2 separate regions of the Homo sapiens genome follow, and region 1 is linked to region 2. The links are chromatin loops, found by intact Hi-C in ENCODE. Cell type or tissue: PC-3. All regions are shown on one strand. Links, peaks and the distances in the headings refer to the core of each region. The heading gives the core; the rest is flanking DNA. Region 1 overlaps HSD17B11 (hydroxysteroid 17-beta dehydrogenase 11). Region 2 overlaps MEPE (matrix extracellular phosphoglycoprotein).

Evidence for each region. Hi-C counts contacts between places; a loop is a spot of excess contacts. Peaks named below come from ENCODE experiments on the same cell type or tissue, not always from the same donor. Only the 100,000 strongest peaks of a DNase experiment are listed, where the experiment ranks them.
Region 1: it touches region 2 in a loop (16-fold over the local background); 23 of 110 quality-filtered maps call a loop at or near these places.

Annotation. Positions count from the first base shown.
Region 1 is chr4:87,348,338-87,359,425 of GRCh38, forward strand. HSD17B11 (hydroxysteroid 17-beta dehydrogenase 11) reads right to left here. Exons shown (of 7, transcript NM_016245.5): 5 at 8,942-9,079. Among named protein-coding and RNA genes, the nearest start is that of HSD17B13, 31 kb to the left of the region's middle. In PC-3, for the core only: a CTCF peak has its summit at 5,349 (motif pointing right); a DNase peak (open chromatin) is centred at 8,664; H3K27ac peaks cover 1,327 bases.
Region 2 is chr4:87,834,293-87,845,380 of GRCh38, forward strand. MEPE (matrix extracellular phosphoglycoprotein) reads left to right here. Exons shown (of 4, transcript NM_020203.6): 2 at 411-476; 3 at 4,340-4,393; 4 at 10,685-11,088. The coding sequence starts at 423. Among named protein-coding and RNA genes, the nearest start is that of MEPE, 6.9 kb to the left of the region's middle. In PC-3, for the core only: CTCF peaks have their summits at 4,130 (motif pointing left), 4,332 and 5,253; no DNase peak of the experiment used is centred there; H3K27ac peaks cover 322 bases.

The DNA of each region.
Region 1 (11,088 bases), core at 1,308-9,307, 490 kb before region 2:
ACATATGGCTAGCCAGTTTTCCCAGCACCATTTATTAAATAGGGAATCCTTTCCCCATTGCTTGTTTTTCTCAGGTTTGTCAAAGATCAGATAGTTGTAGATATGCGGCATTATTTCTGAGGGCTCTGTTCTGTTCCATTGATCTATATCTCTGTTTTGGTACCAGTACCATGCTGTTTTGGTTACTGTAGCCTTGTAGTATAGTTTGAAGTCAGGTAGTGTGATGCCTCCAGCTTTGTTCTTTTGGCTTAGGATTGACTTGGCAATGCGGGCTCTTTTTTGGTTCCATATGAACTTTAAAGTAGTTTTTTCCAATTCTGTGAAGAAAGTCATTGGTAGCTTGATGGGGATGGCATTGAATCTGTAAATTACCTTGGGCAGTATGGCCATTTTCACGATATTGATTCTTCCTACCCATGAGCATGGAATGTTCTTCCATTTGTTTGTCTCCTCTTTTATTTCCTTGAGCAGTGGTTTGTAGTTCTCCTTGAAGAGGTCCTTCACAGTGTTGGATTCCTAGGTATTTTATTCTCTTTGAAGCAATTGTGAATGGGAGTTCACCCATGATTTGGCTCTCTGTTTGTCTGTTGTTGGTGTATAAGAATGCTTGTGATTTTTGTACATTGATTTTGTATCCTGAGACTTTGCTGAAGTTGCTTATCAGCTTAAGGAGATTTTGGGCTGAGACGATGGGGTTTTCTAGATAAACAATCATGTCGTCTGCAAACAGGGACAATTTGACTTCCTCTTTTCCTAATTGAATACCCTTTATTTCCTTCTCCTGCCTGATTGCCCTGGCCAGAACTTCCAACACTATGTTGAATAGGAGCGGTGAGAGAGGGCATCCCTGTCTTGTGCCGGTTTTCAAAGGGAATGCTTCCAGTTTTTGCCCATTCAGTATGATATTGGCTGTGGGTTTGTCATAGATAGCTCTTATTATTTTGAAATACGTCCCATCAATACCTAATTTATTGAGAGTTTTTAGCATGAAGGGTTGTTGAATTTTGTCAAAGGCTTTTTCTGCATCTATTGAGATAATCATGTGGTTTTTGTCTTTGGCTCTGTTTATATGCTGGATTACATTTATTGATTTGCGTATATTGAACCAGCCTTGCATCCCAGGGATGAAGCCCACTTGATCATGGTGGATAAGCTTTTTGATGTGCTGCTGGATTCGGTTTGCCAGTATTTTATTGAGGATTTTTGCATCAATGTTCATCAAGGATATTGGTCTAAAATTCTCTTTTTTGGTTGTGTCTCTGCCCGGCTTTGGTATCAGAATGATGCTGGCCTCATAAAATGAGTTAGGGAGGATTCCCTCTTTTTCTATTGATTGGAATAGTTTCAGAAGGAATGGTACCAGTTCCTCCTTGTACCTCTGGTAGAATTCGGCTGTGAATCCATCTGGTCCTGGACTCTTTTTGGTTGGTAAACTATTGATTATTGCCACAATTTCAGAGCCTGTTATTGGTCGATTCAGAGATTCAACTTCTTCCTGGTTTAGTCTTGGGAGAGTGTATGTGTCGAGGAATGTATCCATTTCTTCTAGATTTTCTAGTTTATTTGCGTAGAGGTGTTTGTAGTATTCTCTGATGGTAGTTTGTATTTCTGTGGGATCGGTGGTGATATCCCCTTTATCATTTTTTATTGTGTCTATTTGATTCTTCTCTCTTTTTTTCTTTATTAGTCTTGCTAGCGGTCTATCAATTTTGTTGATCCTTTCAAAAAACCAGCTCCTGGATTCATTGATTTTTTGAAGGGTTTTTTGTGTCTCTATTTCCTTCAGTTCTGCTCTGATTTTAGTTATTTCTTGCCTTCTGCTAGCTTTTGAATGTGTTTGCTCTTGCTTTTCTAGTTCTTTTAATTGTGATGTTAGGGTGTCAATTTTGGATCTTTCCTGCTTTCTCTTGTAGGCATTTAGTGCTATAAATTTCCCTCTACACACTGCTTTGAATGCGTCCCAGAGATTCTGGTATGTGGTGTCTTTGTTCTCGTTGGTTTCAAAGAACATCTTTATTTCTGCCTTCATTTCGTTATGTACCCAGTAGTCATTCAGGAGCAGGTTGTTCAGTTTCCATGTAGTTGAGCGGCTTTGAGTGAGATTCTTAATCCTGAGTTCTAGTTTGATTGCACTGTGGTCTGAGAGATAGTTTGTTATAATTTCTGTTCTTTTACATTTGCTGAGGAGAGCTTTACTTCCAACTATGTGGTCAATTTTGGAATAGGTGTGGTGTGGTGCTGAAAAAAATGTATATTCTGTTGATTTGGGGTGGAGAGTTCTGTAGATGTCTATTAGGTCTGCTTGGTGCAGAGCTGAGTTCAATTCCTGGGTATCCTTGTTGACTTTCTGTCTCGTTGATCTGTCTAATGTTGACAGTGGGGTGTTAAAGTCTCCCATTATTAATGTGTGGGAGTCTAAGTCTCTTTGTAGGTCACTGAGGACTTGCTTTATGAATCTGGGTGCTCCTGTATTGGGTGCATAAATATTTAGGATAGTTAGCTCCTCTTGTTGAATTGATCCCTTTACCATTATGTAATGGCCTTCTTTGTCTCTTTTGATCTTTGTTGGTTTAAAGTCTGTTTTATCAGAGACTAGGATTGCAACCCCTGCCTTTTTTTGTTTTCCATTGGCTTGGTAGATCTTCCTCCATCCTTTTATTTTGAGCCTATGTGTGTCTCTGCACGTGAGATGGGTTTCCTGAATACAGCACACTGATGGGTCTTGACTCTTTATCCAAATTGCCAGTCTGTGTCTTTTAATTGCAGAATTTAGTCCATTTATATTTAAAGTTAATATTGTTATGTGTGAATTTGATCCTGTCATTATGATGTTAGCTGGTGATTTTGCTCATTAGTTGATGCAGTTTCTTCCTAGTCTCGATGGTCTTTACATTTTGGCATGATTTTGCAGCGGCTGGTACCGGTTGTTCCTTTCCATGTTTAGCGCTTCCTTCAGGAGCTCTTTTAGGGCAGGCCTGGTGGTGACAAAATCTCTCAACATTTGCTTGTCTATAAAGTATTTTATTTCTCCTTCACTTATGAAGCTTAGTTTGGCTGGATATGAAATTCTGGGTTGAAAATTCTTTTCTTTAAGAATGTTGAATATTGGCCCCCACTCTCTTCTGGCTTGTAGGGTTTCTGCCGAGAGATCCGCTGTTAGTCTGATGGGCTTTCCTTTGAGGGTAACCCGACCTTTCTCTCTGGCTGCCCTTAACATTTTTTCCTTCATTTCAACTTTGGTGAATCTGACAATTATGTGTCTTGGAGTTGCTCTTCTCGAGGAGTATCTTTGTGGCGTTCTCTGTATTTCCTGAATCTGAACGTTGGCCTGCCTTGCTAGATTGGGGAAGTTCTCCTGGATAATATCCTGCAGAGTGTTTTCCAACTTGGTTCCATTCTCCACATCACTTTCAGGTACACCAATCAGACGTAGATTTGGTCTTTTCACATAGTCCCATATTTCTTGGAGGCTTTGCTCATTTCTTTTTATTCTTTTTTCTCTAAACTTCCCTTCTCGCTTCATTTCATTCATTTCATCTTCCATTGCTGATACCCTTTCTTCCAGTTGATCGCATCGGCTCCTGAGGCTTCTGCATTCTTCACGTAGTTCTCGAGCCTTGGTTTTCAGCTCCATCAGCTCCTTTAAGCACTTCTCTGTATTGGTTATTCTAGTTATACATTCTTCTAAATTTTTTTCAAAGTTTTCAACTTCTTTGCCTTTGGTTTGAATGTCCTCCCGTAGCTCAGAGTAATTTGATCGTCTGAAGCCTTCTTCTCTCAGCTCGTCAAAATCATTCTCCATCCAGCTTTGTTCTGTTGCTGGTGAGGAACTGCGTTCCTTTGGAGGAGGAGAGGCGCTCTGCGTTTTAGAGTTTCCAGTTTTTCTGTTCTGTTTTTCCCCCATCTTTGTGGTTTTATCTACTTTTGGTCTTTGATGATGGTGATGTACAGATGGGTTTTCGGTGTAGATGTCCTTTCTGGTTGTTAGTTTTCCTTCTAACAGACAGGACCCTCAGCTGCAGGTCTGTTGGAATACCCTGCCGTGTGAGGTGTCAGTGTGCCCCTGCTGGGGGGTGCCTCCCAGTTAGGCTGCTCGGGGGTCAGGAGTCAGGGACCCACTTGAGGAGGCAGTCTGCCCGTTCTCAGATCTCCAGCTGCGTGCTGGGAGAACCACTGCTCTCTTCAAAGCTGTCAGACAGGGACACTTAAGTCTGCAGAGGTTACTGCTGTCTTTTTGTTTGTCTGTGCCCTGCCCCCAGAGGTGGAGCCTACAGAGGCAGGCAGGCCTCCTTGAGCTGTGGTGGGCTCCACCCAGTTCGAGCTTCCCGGCTGCTTTGTTTACCTAAGCAAGCCTGGGCAATGGCGGGCGCCCCTCCCCCAGCCTCGTTGCCGCCTTGCAGTTTGATCTCAGACTGCTGTGCTAGCAATCAGCGAGATTCCGTGGGCGTAGGACCCTCCGAGCCAGGTGTGGGATATAGTCTCGTGGTGCGCCGTTTCTTAAGCCGGTCTGAAAAGCGCAATATTCGGGTGGGAGTGACCCGATTTTCCAGGTGCGTCCGTCACCCCTTTCTTTGACTCGGAAAGGGAACTCCCTGACCCCTTGCGCTTCCCAGGTGAGGCAATGCCTCGCCCTGCTTCGGCTCGCGCACGGTGCGCACACACACTGGCCTGCGCCCACTGTCTGGCACTCCCTAGTGAGATGAACCCGGTACCTCAGATGGAAATGCAGAAATCACCGTCTTCTGCGTCGCTCACGCTGGGAGCTGTAGACCGGAGCTGTTCCTATTCGGCCATCTTGGCTCCTCCCTCTAGTATTCTGGATTTTTAACAGCAAATCAGCAATAAGCATCCTCGGGCACACATATTTTCACTTTTGGATAATTATCTCCCTCAGGTAGATTCATAAAGGGGGATTACTGGGCCAAAGGGTATATAACTTGTAATTTAATTTCTCTAAACCTCAGATCTCTCTCATCTACTGAAGAGGGACTAATAACATCTCCCCAAAAGTATTGTTGTGAGGTTTAAGAAAATGACATTTTATTTGGTGTCTGAAATGTAAACAGGTATTTAACGAGGAACATGTTCTCTCTTCTAATTAGAAGTAATAAGTTTCTATATTAAAACCAACTTCATCTTTGGGGTCTACTTTAGTACCAGCTTAGCCTCAAAGAGGTTCATATGTCAGGACCAATCTTTAGGCCCTTCCTTAGCCAGGTTTATATTCAGCCTAGAATCATCTTAGCCTCTTTTCACACTTTTCCTCCAGAGTGCAAATCAGTGCAGCATTTCTGGAGAGGAGTTTGGCAATATGTAGGAATTAATGGCACTAGTAAGTTTTGTCAGGAGAGGGCGCTGGAGCCCACGTTAAGGTCAGCTCTGTGCGGCCTTGTAGGGGGGGCAAGGTTAAAAAATTCAATTATAACTTTTGAAAATAGGATGTCTGTTTTTAACTACTGAAAGACAGTATGACTTTAAAACTTGACTCAAATATGTTATTTTAGTATCCACATACTGAAAAAGAAATTGAGGAAACTGGCAAGTTTTATCTTCAACATCTGCTTTCAGTTTTAGTGAAGCTTATCCTCACTACTTTCATTCCTCAGATCCATTTCCCAACCTGAAAAACATATCTGTCCCTTCTCTTCTCTCTTCAGACTCCAATTAGGGTTCTCTTGTTTAATACTGATAAATTTAAACATTGACCTCTAAAATATACACTCTTACTTTTGTTTTCTAACAAAAATTGTGTATTAAAAATAGATTTTAAAGACTGTTTGATAGATTCTTGGGGGCTTGAGATCTTTGGACAGCTCCCAAATTTCTGTCTAACGTTGGCTTTCTGTTCTGCTTCCCTGTGGGATGACTTAAATTAAGTGTGTTTAAAATAGAACCTGGCGGCCGTGGATCAGCTGTCAAGAGTTCGAGACCAGCCTGACCAATATGATGAAACTCCGTCTCCACTAAAAAAATAATAATAATAATAAAATAGAACTGTTAGGCCAGGCATGGTGACTCATGCCTGTAATCCCAGCACTTTGAGAGGCTGAAGTTGGGAGAATGACTTGAGCCCAGGAGTTCAATTGAGTTCAAGGAGCCCTTGAGCCCAGCCTGTGCAACATAGGGAGACCCTGTCTCTACAAAAAATTTAGAAATTAGCCAGGTGTGGGGACACATGCCTGTATGGTCCCAGGGACTGGGGAGGCTGATGTGGGAGAATAGGTTGAGCCCAGGAGGTCAAGGCTGCAGCGAGCTGTGATTGTGCCACTGCATCCAGCCTGGGTGACAGAGCGAATCCTTGTCTCAAAAAAAATAAAAAAAATAAAAAAAGGAAAAAAATTAGAATCTTCAATTTTACCTTCAAATTAACCCTTCAAGTGGCCACACTGAATATTTTTCATTAATTTTAAATACATTTTCAACAAAGGCAGCTGAATTGGGGGAAATATGGGGAAGTTTGAGGGGGCAGAATAAAACTTAAAAATTGAATCTTGGCTGGATGCAATGACTCATGCTTATAATCTTGGCACTTTGGGAGGTGAGGTGGAGGTGGGAGAATTGCTCAAGGCCAATTTGAGACCAGCCTGGGCAAACAGCAAAATCCTGGCTCTCAAAAAAAAAAAAAAAAAAAAAAATTAGCTGGGCATGATGGCACACACACTGTAGTCCTACTCAGGAGGCTGAGGTGGAGGGTTGCTTGAGCCCAGTTCAAGGTTACAGTGAGCCATGATCACACCACTGCACTTCAGCCTAAATGAGACCCTGTCTGAAAAACAAAACAAAACCAAGCAAAATTGAATCTCATCATTACAATAAAATTGAGAATCCAAAAGTCTATCCAAGTAAGCATGTGAACTTATAATATGAATTTAATATCAGTGAGGAAAATGATGTATTATTTAATAAATAGTGCAGAAAACTCATTAACTATTTGGAAAAAACTATACTGTGACCTTACTTCTTAAATCAAAATAAATTTGGGTGGGGCAATGATTTAAATATGAAAAATGCAACCATAAAATATATGCTAGAAAAAATATGGGTAAATATTTTCAAAAACTTGGAATGAGAAAGACCTTTCTAAACACCTCACAGAACCTAAAGTCCATGAGAAAAAAATCCCTAAGAAAATTTTAATGTAAAACTAAATGAAAATAGGCTTAAAAGCAAACAAAAAACAACTGGGGAAAAAAAAAACATATGCAACAGATGTGATATATAAAGGGGTTTCTCAAATGTATGAAGAATTGTTTCTTATGTATTAATTAAAAATCTCTAGAGCTCAGCTGGGCATGGTGGCTCATGCCTGTAATCCCAGCACTTTGGGAGGCCAAGGTGGGCGGATCACTTGAGGCCTGGAGTTTGAGAACAGCCTGGCCAACGTGGCGAAACCCCATCTCTATTAAAAATACGGAAATTAGTTGGGCGTGGTCGTGCGTGCCTGTAATCTCAGATACTCGGGAGGCTGAGGCACAAGAGTCGCTTGAACCTGGGAGGTGGAGGTTGCAGTGAGCCGAGATTGCGCCACTGCACTCCAGCCTGGGCAACAGAGTGAAACCCTGTCTCAAAAAAAACAAAAAACAAACAAAGAAACAAACAAAAACAACTCTAGAGCTCAATAGCAAAAAGTGAGCTGATGCCATGAAAATAGGCAATTCATAAAAGGAAGTGCAATGTCCAAAAATCATATGCGAACATGAATGTAGCTAGTCATCAGGGTAAAAACAAAGATGATTCTTCGCGTACTGGATTGGCGGTGATTAAAAGAGTCACAGAAGGCAGACTGATGAAGAAGTAGAGAGTAAGTTGCTCTCCCTGCACTGTGGGTAGGAGTGCAAATCAGTGGAGCATTTCTGGAGAGGAGTTTGGCAATATGTAGGAATTTTTACAAGTTATATACCCTTTGGCCCAGTAATCCCCCTTTATGAATCTACCTGAGGGAGATAATTATCCAAAAGTGAAAATATGTGTGCCCGAGGATGCTTATTGCTGATTTGCTGTTAAAAATCCAGAACACTAAAAACAACCCTAAAATCATCACTAGGAGATGCTATTGCTCCCAATAATCAATACAATTTATTATAATGCTCTGTACTTTATTAGATGTCTGTAACATAATGCTGAGGGAAGTATGCAGTATACTTGCTGCTTCCAGGACCCCATGTGTAACATACGCCAGTTATAGAAAATTCAGAGAAGTCTAGAAGGATGTTTATCAAAATTTTGAGAGTGGTTTCCACTCAATAGAGGGTTTTAAGGAAATTAAAAAAGAAACTTTTCGATTTGTATTTTTCATTAACATTGGAATTTAAACAAATAAGTATGCATCATGTTTACAAAGACATTAAAGCTATTTCTAAAGAGAGAAAACATTAAAAATTATCTTCAAATTAATCCTTTATAATTTTATTTTTTAACCAAGTAAAGAGTATGATCTGGTACTCCTTTCGGAGGCTAATCTCTAGATTACCTCCAAGGGAAGTGTTTTTCACATGTGGTCTTGGGTTATCTCTATCAGAATCACCTATGATAATCACCTTTTTTAAATGTAGAGTTCCAGGCTCCCTTCCCTGCCACTACCCTACCCCAACCAAACCCAGTAAGTCAACATATCTGAGGGTGAAGCCCCAACATAGTTCCCAAGCACACCTGGTGACATGTATGCATATTTAAGCCTGTGAATCATTACTCAGGAGAAGAAAAAAGGAAGAGTTAGCAAGTTTACCAATGTCATTCATATTTACTTTTTTAGTCACGCTCCCTTGCTTTCTCTCTTTTTGGCTTTCCACCTGTTTTCCCACAATCTGCAGAAACTGAAATCAAAATGAACTAAGAGCTTTAACTATCAGGTGTTTTCAGGATTAAAACATTTAGGAAAACCCACAGAATGGCTGGTATTCATAGCAACCACCAATCCTTTTGTCTCAATTTCTCAACTTACCTTGTACTTGGATTTTTGATGAAGCCAGTGTTTACGAAATTAGGACACAGACATGTTGTTTTGACTCCAGTTATTTGTAAGGCAGCCAGTTCATCTGTCAAAGTTTTATGAAATCCAACAGCAGCAAACTTGCTTGAACTGAAAATAGAGAGTTTACAAAATAATTCAAGAATTCTGAAATGTCTGCCTGTTTTCCTCAGTTCAGCATGGTCCTCTGCAGAGCAATGTGGGCATTCCCTGAGTCTCAGGCCCCAGCCCAGAGCTACTGCATCAGAGCCCACATCTTACAAGATTCTCAGGTAAATCTGTAGGCACATTAAGGTCCAAGAAGCCCTGACATAGAAGATTTACTGCATCTTAGCATCACTTACGGAATAAGAACATTTCCTTAAAAAGCCTTTTAAAGAAAATTAGTAGAGTATTTGTTTTTGTTGTTGTTCCACAAAATTCAGTGTCACTATAAGCTGTTCCTTATTTACTTTAAGATGTCCATAGAATTTGCTGAAAACTTTTCCTGGATAAATCCTATTCTTCCTTTAAGTCACAGCTTCACTTCCTCAAAGAGGCCTTTCCTAACCCCCAGTCTAAATTATTTTCTCATTATATAGTAATTTTCAGTTTTCTATGATAGTATCTATCTCAGATTTGTAACTGAACATTCATTAGAGAAATTTTTTTTTTTTTTTTTTTTTTTTTTTTTTGAGACAGAGTCTTGCTCTGTCACCCAGGCTGGAGTGCGGTGGTGCGATCTCGGCTCACTGCAAGCTCCGCCTCCCGGGTTCCCGCCATTCTCCTGCCTCAGCCTCCGCAGTAGCTGGGACTACAGGCGCCCGCCACCATGCTCGGCTAATTTTTTGTATTTTTAGTAGAGACGGGTTTTCACCATGTTAGCCAGGATGGTCTCGATTTCCTGACCTCGTGATCTGCCCACCTCGGCCTCCCAAAGTGCTGGCATTACAGGCGTGAGCCACCACGCCCAGCTGAGATTAAATTTTTTAAAACATCTGTTTCCCACACCTTTCCTATAAGCTCCATGACTGTTTTGGTCACCAGTGAATCTCCAGGGCCCAGCACAGTGCTTGGCTCTTAGGTGCTCAATGAATATTTGTCAAATGAATGAATCACAATGCAAAGCGTTTATTTTAACAGCTCTTTCATTTGGAAGTAGTAGTGAAATTACTTATTCTAAATGGACATTACTTTCTCAGGTTTTTTTAATTTAAAAAGGGCTTTATTGAGATATAAATTCATATGTCACACAAAGCATTCACTTAATGTACACAATTAAATGGTTTTTGATATATAATTAACTTAAAAGTTGTGGTATAATATATATCATGTAAAACATGTCATTTTAACCATTTTTAAGTGTGCAATTCAGTGGCAATAATTATCAGATAATCTTTTATTCTGTTAAATCTGTATGAATTAGCAATTACACAAAGTAGCTATACATTCTGGCCAGTTAATCTATGCTTTGGAAGACAGAAAGCTGTGGAAATTTTTTAAAAAATTTTAAAAAAAATTTCTTACCTTTTTAAAAAAAGTTTAGGCACTTATTGAAGCTGATATGGTTTGGCTGTGTCCCCACCCAAATCTCATCAACAATTGTAATCCGAATTGTAATCCCCACATGTTGAGGGAGGGCACTGGTGGGAGGTGACTGGATCGTGGGGGCAGTTTTCCCCATGCTGTTCTCGTGATAGTGGGGGAGTTCTCACAAGATCTGATGGTTTTTTAGGTGTTTGGCAGTTCGTCTCTTGCTCTTACTCTCTCTCGCTGTCTCTCTCCTGCTGCCATTTAAGACATGCCTGCTTCCCCTTCCTCTGTAATTGTAAGTTTCCTGAGGCCTCCCCAGCCACGCAGAACTGTGAGTCAATTGAACCTCTTTCCTTTATAAATTGGCCAGTCTTGGGCAGTTATTTATAGCAGGGTGAGAGGGGACTAATACAGAAGGCTTAAAAGAAAGATTGTTAGATTAAATTATATGAGATTAAAAGCTTCTGTATACTGAAAAACAACATAAATAAAAATCAGATCTAAAATAGATTACTAAGTGCTAGACATTGCCCTCAGTTATTCTGATGCATTTTGGAGTTTTTTGGGGAGTCTTTATCTGTCACTTAGGCTGGAGTGCAGTGATGCAA
Region 2 (11,088 bases), core at 1,704-9,703:
TGCTACCCTGACAAACTTAGAGTGTGTTATGAGCTGCTACATCAACTTAATGTCATTTTGAATTACACAAATAATTAAACAATCTCTTTCTAAAGACAAGAGGAAGAAGAGCTGATGATAGAGCAAATAAATGTGTCTATAAAATATATTTCTATCAACTGACTTTACTGTTTTAATGATATTGAATAATTTTCATTTTCACATTGGAATAACTAGACATATGAAAGTTCTTAAAATGTCCACACTCGGGTATAAGCAAGTTATACATAGTCTATACACACACATACACAAAAGGATATGAACTGCCAAGGGGAAGGGTGTTTATATATTCCTATGTGTTTTATCTCTTCTTATGGCTGCAGTTTATAACTGGCAATGCTTTGTGGTAAGATATTGTTGTCTTTTTACAGAGATTCTCAAAGATGCGAGTTTTCTGTGTGGGACTACTCCTTTTCAGTGTGACCTGGGCAGCACCAGTAAGTATTTACAAATTCAATTATATTTCAGATAATCTCTTGCTCTCTTCATTTGTTTTTCTTTCAAGCAACGTCTATTTAAATTAGTAGCATCTACCTAATTCAGTTATTTTAAAAAGAACCAAGCAAACAGAAAGCATCTAGCACTTAACACTCTTAACAAAGGAGGTTCTCAATAAACATGTGCTGAATTATGAGATCTGACAACATTGTCTTTTAAGGAACACCAAAAACAGATTTTTTGAGAAAACCAAGAGGCAGCCGCAGCATTTCAAATCAGCTGATACTAATGAGTGATACTCAAAGACTCAAATTATAACATGGTAAAATAATCTTTGACTATTTTCCTGTAAACTTAAAGAATTTGACATGAATGTTTTAAAGCTAACCAGCTAGATTTAGTAAATAGATAAAAATGCAAAGAGACAAGAACTCTTCTGTATTTCTTGCAACACCCCAATACTGTGGGATCCTACTTGTGATTTTCTCTTCATCAGCGAGGCTAGAGGTGGGACGTAGTACCTCCAAGCTTAACCCAAATCAAGCTCCTACTTCCTTGTGTGTCTTTTCTTCCCTCTGACTCACCCAGTTGAATATTCAGGATGTGACCAAATTATCTTGTGAAAATGCTGAGTGTTAGTTATTTTCTGCAATGCAGACACAGTGCTAATTAGATAATGTCTGAGCAGCATCCTAACTTATCAGAATAACCTTTTTGGTTGGAGAACCATGGAAACAAATAGTCATCCCATTGCCAATCATACTTATATATAGGTCCTGAGTGAGTGGGTGACTGCTAGGGTAACCAGGCTGATGAGGATGACCAGGGAAGCAGAGGGCCTCATGGAGGGCAGTGGAAGTTGGGGAAATGTGTTCCCTTCTCCGCACACACTCTGTGCAACAAGGGTGTGCAGTACAGTACTGTGGAGGCTGTACTGCTCACAACACACATTTGCGAGACCCCATGCACAGACCTCACTCAATCAAGGCCTAGAGGCTCAGGTGCCTCTCCCACCTCTCACGGTGGAAAAATGAGTCTTGCTGACCTAGCTCAAGTTGGCCAGCTGAAGATTTTATTTTGAGCAACATGTTCCAAGAAGCAGCTGGAGTGGGGCTTTCTCATCATTTTCCAGTAAATGTGCTATGTCAACATTGATTCAGTGACCACTGATCAGAAGAGGATGCCAGCTTTCCTGCCCAGAGGCAGACAATGCCATCTCCATTACAGGGCCACATTCAAGCCTAAGACATCTGCTTGGGGGTATAGAGGGGACAAGGGAGGGATGCGTATTTCAAATGAAAGCAGCTCAGCAAGGATGCAGAGGCAACATTTGTAACTGTGAATCATTAAATATGATGTTTTCTTCCAGGTATATAGATGCCATTTTAGTAATTACCTGAATTTTTAAATGATAGATTGGTGGCTTAAGAAATTAGTATATACTCAGCCACTTGCATACGTCTTAGAATTATAAGCCAAATTCTAAATGATTTTTAAAAGGAAGAAAATGAATGTTTATTAGGCTATGCAATTCGGTTAATATTCATCAAGATGCAGTTAGACTAGAAAGACTTTGTTATAAGTCACAATAAATCAAAACTGTACCGAGGTACTCTATATTGTCAAGTATGTTTCTAATCCATATGTGTGTGTGTGTGTGTGTTCTGTAAGAAGATCCCTGACACCCCATACTATCATTTCTTTCTTTTGCTTAATATCTGCCCATCTCATTTTTATGCTTTCTTCTTCCTATAGTCCAATTTCCAGAACTGTTTGCCCTGGTTTTATATTTTTGAAGAGTGATATAATTGTCCAAATTTATATTCACATGATCATATAAGAATCAACATAAGAAATGCAATAAAGGATAAAACTATAAAAGATGCCTTGACGATAATTAATATAAAGTTTAGGAACATTTCCTCTTATTACTAAATGCTTTTTCATATTTAATCATTCAAAAATTTATTATTTTAACCCTGGGACTTTGAGGCAGAAGATTTAAATTAAAATATCTTCTCTACTTCTACTGCAACTACCAACTATGAGTGTAGGCACTTCTGTTTCTTCTACTGCTCATCTTATAAAGGTTACTTTGGGACTCATATGAGATTATAAGTACAAAAGCAGTTTACAAACTATAAAGAGTCCTATAAATAGAAGGTGTTATTGATAAACTATTGTTATTTTCTAGAATGGAATTGAATATTAGGCAGCTATGCCTTGGAGTCCAGCCATGGAGGTGCTTTCTAAACTTCTGAGTTTTATATTTTGAAGATGATTTTATCTGCCAGAGTCCAGTCCAGAAAACAAAATCCACTACAGGGAGCTCAGTAGAGCGACTTTCTAAGGGAAGCTAGCTATAAAGTATAAGGAAGAACAGAAAAGCCAACCAGGGGTGGTGAGACCACCCAAGGATCGAAGCTATTACCAGGCTTAGGGCTGGAAGGAAAAAAAAAGGTGCTGCTCCTAGGCCCCTGGCTGGGGGAACTAGGACCACAAAGGAGATGTACCCAACTCTAGAGATGCAGCCCCAAACACGGAGAGTAGAGAAGGACATACCCTGGCTTCTCTCTCCTTCCCCCCCTCCAGACTCATGCCAGGCCTCCTTCACCCAAACCCAGTCTGAACACAGAGGGCAAATGAGCTTGGGAAATGAAGGAATCAGTTCAGATTGAGCTGGAGATACAAAGGAGCTGAGAGCAAGCAGGGGCATTCCCAATATCTTAGTGCAAGCAACAACCTGTCTGTATTAAACAAAATATAGAAGCTTAAGGCTTCTTCAGGAAGAACACTTTCCAGGTAAATAGGACAGCTGGCCTAGGCGGCCCTCTTTCTGTTTATCTCTTTATTCAATCTTTCCCTTAAGGGGTTCTCTCTTTTATATGATTGATCCACCATGATGCCTGCTTCCACTGTAGCACACCCATTCAAACACGGCCCAGTCCGCCCATTGGTTCCCAGTGCCACATCTGAGATAGGCTAGGAGTTTCTGAAAGAAAGAGGTAAATGAAAAATACTGAGAATTAAAGAACTTACATCTATTCCTTTAATAAAACAGTTGCTCTCAGATTTTAGGGTCCCTGTTCTGTGTGCTTTCCTGTGGTATGCAAACTTCAGCCCAAAGGACTGGGACAAACTGCCGAGGTCTGTTCTTTCTTCATTTCTGCCCTTTCTGCGCTTCAATAGCTACCCCTCACCCTACGCTACCCTCAAGAAATTTTGACACTTTATGTCAAACCAAGAAACAGAATTTATCCTAATCTGCTGGCCACCTCCATTTTTCCTTCTCAGAATGTAACATCTGGCAGCAATAAGTTTTTGTCCTTAATTGCGATCCTACCATTCACATGAACGGCTATGGTTTGACTCTCCCTGGGCCATCAGCAGCATCATATCTTAATTCAATATTACAGTTACTCAACTTATATAATTAATGCACACACACAATTTAAATCGTCAAACTCTGATTTTAGTTCACTTATATTTAACAACTCCCAGTTTGCCAGTGAAAACTTCTTTTTCAGTGGATTCTGATGGCAGCCAAGCTCCTTCGTCTGGGGTGCCATCCCTCCCTACTCCCCCACCACACCCACTTAGCGGTTGTCTGAGCTTGAATCCAGTTCTGTAGTGGAGACGGCACTGTCTCCCTCTGGGGGCAGAAAGCTGGCACTGTCTTTCGTAATATTGAAACAAATATTATATTAATGCGATGAGTGTGTCAATCTTCTTTTGGTTAGAATGATTTTCCACAGTGAATAATACAACTCAGTGAGAGAAAAATAAATGAAACATTTGTTTGAAGAAGTTAATGAAATAGAATGTTCTAGTGGGTGAAGTTTTGTTTCTTGTTTCCTTTCAGACATTTCAACCACAGACTGAGAAAACTAAGCAAAGCTGTGTGGAAGAGCAGAGGGTAAACAGAATTCATCTTTTCAAATAACTCTATTTCAGCTCTATAAAGAAAAAGTCAGTAAGAGAAAAGTGTAACTGTCAAAATAGTCTTGGGCACTTTGAATGGAAGTGAAAAAATATACAACATAATGTTGGCACTTTCTAGTCAATCAGGTATTGTAACTCACACACCATGTGTGACAGAAAAGAGGAAAACATTGTGAATAGAGATTTATTTCTCCCCAGTATGATTTCTTCCTTCAAATGAAACAATGCTTTGCCAGGCAACCTTCATGGGGCTAAGTGAGTAAGAATTTGGGAACATTGCTACTAGCAAACAATATTTTCCCACACATGTACCTGACAAACACTTTGCTCTCAGAATGATAAATAAGGGAGTAAAGGGGAAGGTGGCTATCAGATCTGAATGGGGAATTCTATGTCCGTGGAGTCAGCTTTCCATATGCATCCAGTTAAATGAATCCTCCCCGCTTTGCATGCCACCAAATTGCAGCTTGCTTCTGCCTATCACAGAAAATTATGTTCTAAGAACTAACAATCTTCTGTACTTCATCTCAGCTGAAAATTACAAAGGCCAACGTTGCCAGCTTAAGAGCCTGAATGTTCATGCTGTGAGTTTTGCCAATTAGACATCAGACATGAATATTGTAAATCCTGTCTTTCTCCTGGTCCTCTCACCCCCTCCCACCTGAAAATATTTCCACATGCTCCATTTCCATAGACGTTTGGTAATAAAATCGATCCACCCTAGGACAGAAAGCAGTTGACAGGCCCTTAGGGAAAACAGATTTAGAGTTATGTAGAAAAGAGAAGGAACAAGTTGCTGTCTTCGGGAGCCGGCTGACACACACCCTCCTGTGGTTATAAGAAGTACTACCATTTGTCAGAGGTAGAATTCAACTTCACCCAACTTTTAAAGTTTCTTATATTATTACAAAGAGCCCAAAAACTTCTTTGTAAGAGATAAAACGTGCCTCAATATAATGTTGTGTTTTTGTAGATAACATACAAGGGTCACTATGAGAAACATGGGCATTATGTTTTTAAGTGTGTTTACATGTCACCTGAGAAGAAAAATCAAACTGATGTAAAGGTAAGCTGAATCTCTGAATGACCATTCTCAGCATGACTAAACTCTGGACTAGCCCTAGAGGAAAATGTAGGGGAGGCAAAGTTTACTTTTGCTTGCTCTGGGGTTTCTGTCTTATGGCTGGCACTTTTGTCCCTTCCCTCCCTCCCCAGGCTCCTCAAGCCTCTCTACTACAAAACTCTGGGTCCCAGAATCTTCCTGATCCCCATCCCATGCCTCGGCCCACATCTCGCTCTGCTTCAGGACCTGTGGCTGCAGGTGTGATACTCATGGACCTCAGGTGCCCATGGACTGCTGTGTTACTGCTTCTGAGTAACATTTGGTGTTTTATAAGAAAGTTTTCTTGACATATTCTACCATATGCTCTGATGGTGGGGATCTCAGCAGGGGACGGCTAAGAGGAAAAACCATTTTGGCCTAATGAGTGACACATTTTACTGTCTCTTAAATTCATTCTATGGATAACTCCATCTGTGTTGGGTTGCTCAGAAGTAAAAGAATGAGGCCCTTGTCACTACAATGACAATAATTCTTTTCACTCAGTCCCTTCTTGTAGATTCATCGGCCAAAGGGCTGGAAATAGCTTGAAATGCCATCAGCAAAAGGGCTATTTACTTTTTCCAAATCTGGTTTTATTTCCCATGGAAGTAATAGTTTCCCTTCAGAATGTTATTTTCTTCTGCCATCGATATCCTTTAGATGACATCTCTAAGACTACACCTAACTATAAATAAGTTAAAACATATCCATTTGCCAAATATATGTGGAGTTCTTAACTGGTGTGTAAGATACTATGTGAGATAAAATGATGGAGAAAACAAATTCTTTCTCTCCAGGATCTTAGAGTTAGAAAAGAAACAAAAGGCACTTACAAAAATTATTGTAAAACAAGACAGAATGTGGGAGGTGCTATGTGAGTAGTACCGAGAAGAAAAAAAAGATCATGCTTTAAGGGCTTGGAGTAGAAAGAAATTAGTTCCTGGCCTCTGGTGTTCATAATGGAAATAATTGTGTGGGGCCATGGAGGATGAGTAGGATTTGAGCAAACAGAAGTGAATGGGTGAGGCCGTTCTCCATGAAAAAACTCATAGGAACCAAAGCATGGAGACAGAAAAGCAGAGCACAGAAAAGCAGCCAGCCAACTGGTACATAAACCATCGAACAGTCAGAAATCATTTAACACAAGCAAATGTAAGAAAAGTTTTTTTCTATTTTTTGATATTTTCTTCAATGCAAAGATAGCCATCATATACCACAGGATAAAAGTTGTTTCATGTTTTCATTTATAAAATTATTCTACTCAGTCTTCTAATAAAATGCACACAATTCATTAGTGTACATGTTACTTTTTTAAAAGCAGAGAAGCACCGAAAATAAAACATAACTTCCCACTTCAGACAAGGGAGAGAAAAAATTAGGAAGAGATTATTATAATCTACTGAGTTTAGATTTAGTGTTTAACTCAAAAGGTTATCTTAGTAATGAGTAAACAAACAACAATGAACTTGATTGCAAAGGAAAACATAAATGTCCAAGTAAAACTTTCCAGGACTCAATTACTCAAGTCAAATATTTAAAATACTTTTTATTTAGTGATATACTACAAAGTTTATTTCTATTTTTTTCTTATGGCAAAATCGTATTTCAGAATATACCCACCAATATTAAAAAATTAATGAACAATAATGCCATAACTTTTACAAATAAGTAATTTCAAATTATATTTTACAAATATTATACATTGGCACTTTTGCAGACCATATATTAGCTAGCTTCTTAAAAGTAGAGGGCACTTCTAAAAGCCATTTTTATTTTAGATTCAAATGTGAGCTGATTCAACATTTCCGCCTACTTCCAACAGTTAATAAGATACATATATAAAAGCAGACAGTCCTCCAAGCAGAACAGTACTTCTGTTTGGGAGTGAAAAAAAAGAGAGAGTCCAATCAAAATCTATTTCAGATAACATCCCATCGACGGCTACAAGCTTACAGAACACACAGCCCGAGGATGACACTTGGGCAATTCAAGAGCAGGGGGGTCCAGAGTTTGTCCATCTTCATCTGCCTCTACAACCAATATTAGAGAAGTCCAGAGACTGGGAAAACCGTTGTGTATCCAGTAATTACATGACTATCATTAATATTATCTAGGAAAGAAACTATCATTCATTAAAGGGCTATGCCCAGTTCTGTATGCTTTACATGCATTATTTAATAAAAATCATTTAATTCTCCCCAAAATACTGAAAGGTAGATATCATTTTTATTTTACAGCTAAAAAAGCTAAGGCTCAGAGAAGTAAAATAATGCTCCCAAGATCACACAGCCCATAAACGGCAGTGAGACAACTGATTCTAATGCATGTGTTCTTTCCATAGCACAGCTACTCTCGTGAGTACTGGACTGAGGGATTAAGAAAAACTATTTGGCAATTCCTGCCTACTGTTTCACTCAACATATTCCCTATGATCCTGGCTTCCCTGCGTTTGGTTTTTCTATTTTCTTTGCTACCTTCCCTACACACTTGACCAAATACTATGAGCTTCTGGCTGCATGCTCTTTTTCTCTCCATCAGGGAGCTCTCGTGTATTCTGACATCTTTAATGAACACATCTAAGATGTCCACATGCTTGACAAGAGCCAACAAATTGAAGTGGTTGTCAAAAAGCACAAAATTAAGTTGTATTAGTAAAAATAGGGCTGTGGTCAAGGCAAGGAAGTGGATGGATGCCCCGTGCTTGGGGTCGATCAGGCCACATCAGAGTCAAGGTCTGATTTGGAACCCCACAAACAAAAGGGAATTCATAATCAGGTGATGGGTCTGAACATAGTCACCTAACACAAGAGAACTGTAGTGTCAACCTGGAGAAGAGAAAGCAGCCAGCGAGTTCGAAGGAACACTAAACTTTTTCAAATGTTGGGAGGGTTTCATAGGAAAGAGGAAATAACCTTATTAGGTGTTGCATCAGGAAAAATGGATACTAGTTTCAGGTTAAAAATTATTGAAAATATTACAACTATGTATAAGTGAAACAATAGGATCTGAAAAGTAATAAACAATTAGCATGTAAGATGTTCAAGGAAAGAAGAGTTGACCATGGGCTATGAAAACTGGGAAGGACTTGTACTGGGACACACTAAGAGCCTGTGATACCCAATTCTCTATCTCTAACTGTATATTGCTTTCTGAGCTCAGGTTCTATATTCCCTTAACATCAATATGTCTAACATTAAAGCCCTTGTCTTTTTCACCCTATCTTCATTTTTACATGTTAACATTCCAGTCCATTTTAGTTATTAAGGCTTTTTGCTTGGGCACCAGAAGAAGGGGTTTTTTTCTTTGTAATGTTTTTCTTTGGCGTAATCCTAATCCAAGTGATTACATCTCATTACTGGATACTGCAAAAGCCTCCTACATGTTCTTTCTTACCACTGTTCCTCCTAAATCCTTAATTTTTATTTTGTTAATCTCCTGTGAACTTTCACTAGCTCTTCATACTCTACAAAATAAAACCAAATTCTTCACCCTGGCATTCCATCTTCTACAAGTCTCCGGCACTCTGTTTGTCTGTGCAGACCTAATTGGATATGATGTCTCTGCCTCACAGACCTTCCCCCACCCTCCATACCCCTCAGGATCACTGCCTTTGCCAATAAATATCACCAGATATTGCTTAGAACATGCAGCACCCACCCTAATTTCTTCCATGTTCCAATCTCTCAATAAATATCTCCTATGTTGATTTCATATTACTCATCAATTCAAAGGCCTATGTAGGGATGTTGTATATTCCAGCTCATCCTACAATTTGGGGGTGAAAAGAAAAAATGACATTTAGTCTGTCTATAATTGTTCTGTTGCTCAAGAGCTCCTCATGGAGGGGCAAGGGAATGTGCAGAAATTAAATTCAATCTGTTTAAACTTAAGGTTATCTAATAGCTAAAATAGTTATTTAAATAAATCAGTCTCTTTTAGTTAAAAATGCTCAGATCCTCACTCCCCCTCCTTCTCCCTCTAATATGGCATCCAGGTGTGGCTTACACCGTCCACTACATACCATGCACCAAATGGACAAACATGGCTTACACCATAGTGAAGAGGAAGACTTGGAATCTTCAGACATGCATGGGATAATGTTGCCTAACCACTTGAATGCTTCTTGCCCTGCTTCATTCTAAAATGAAGTTGTCGGCTACCATAGCTTAGGATTCACTTAGTATAGTCTTGACTAGGGCCATAGTGACTCAGCCTCTCTTAGCTCCCATGGGCAATTTAGACTTCTCCCTGTTTGAGTATGACTCACATTTGTCCCTAGTATGTACTCCATCTACACTGCTCCTTTTAGAGCCACTTCACTTCCTCTATGGCAACACTCTCTGGAAACCTCCAGACCAGATGCTCAGACACTTCTATATTTAGTCTATGCTACAGAGAAATAGCGAGTGGCATACGGTATAGTCAATCTCAGCTCTTTCTTCCTGACCACATTGTTCTGCCAAGCTTACTGAAAGTTGGCTGCACCCAAGAGTGATAAAACCCAGGATATGAAGCAGCATATTTACAGATCCTGCCCCTTCCCCCACCAAAATAAAAGAATGAATTCAAATATAGATATAAATACTTTACTCTCCTCCTCTGCTTTCTCTTTTTCATCCCATTATTCTCCCAGGGACTTTTAAATGTCAGAAGATTCTTCTATTTGCAGATTTTCTGTTTAAAAAGAAGCAAGAAAGAAAGGAAAGAAAAAGAAAATACTCCTTTAGGCAGATGAATACCTCTGATGATCAGAATGAAGGGAGAAAAGAGAAAGAGAGAGAGAGAGAGAGAGAACTAATTTTAATATATGAAATCCATTTTACTTGCAATGACTCACTATTCCCACTATGTAGGTTTATTCATATTATGTCTCAATTGTGTCCTGTTTCCAAACAATTGAATATGCCGCTTATTCTTAAAATATTCTCACAATTTCCCTTCTGCATATTTGAATAGTACCCATTTTTCAAGCCTAGTTCATTCTTCTTTCTCCATGAAACCTGATTTGACCATTCTAGAATGACCTCTACCAGTAAACCTCTATTGAGTTAATAGATCCTTTTTATTAAATATCTGGTGGATGGTTTTTATATTGCCTAAGAATTATTATATTTTAAAAATTTTACATAAAATAATCACTTCATATTGAAAATTGTATTTTAGCAGGAAGAAAAAAACAAAGACAATATTGGTTTTCACCATTTGGGCAAGAGAATAAATCAAGAGCTATCATCTAAAGAAAATATTGTCCAGGAAAGAAAGAAAGATTTGTCCCTTTCTGAAGCCAGTGAGAATAAGGGAAGTAGTAAATCTCAAAATTATTTCACAAATAGACAGAGACTGAATAAAGAATATAGTATCAGTAACAAAGAGAATACTCACAATGGCCTGAGGATGTCAATTTATCCTAAGTCAACTGGGAATAAAGGGTTTGAGGATGGAGATGATGCTATCAGCAAACTACATGACCAAGAAGAATATGGCGCAGCTCTCATCAGAAATAACATGCAACATATAATGGGGCCAGTGACTGCGATTAAACTCCTGGGGGAAGAAAACAAAGAGAA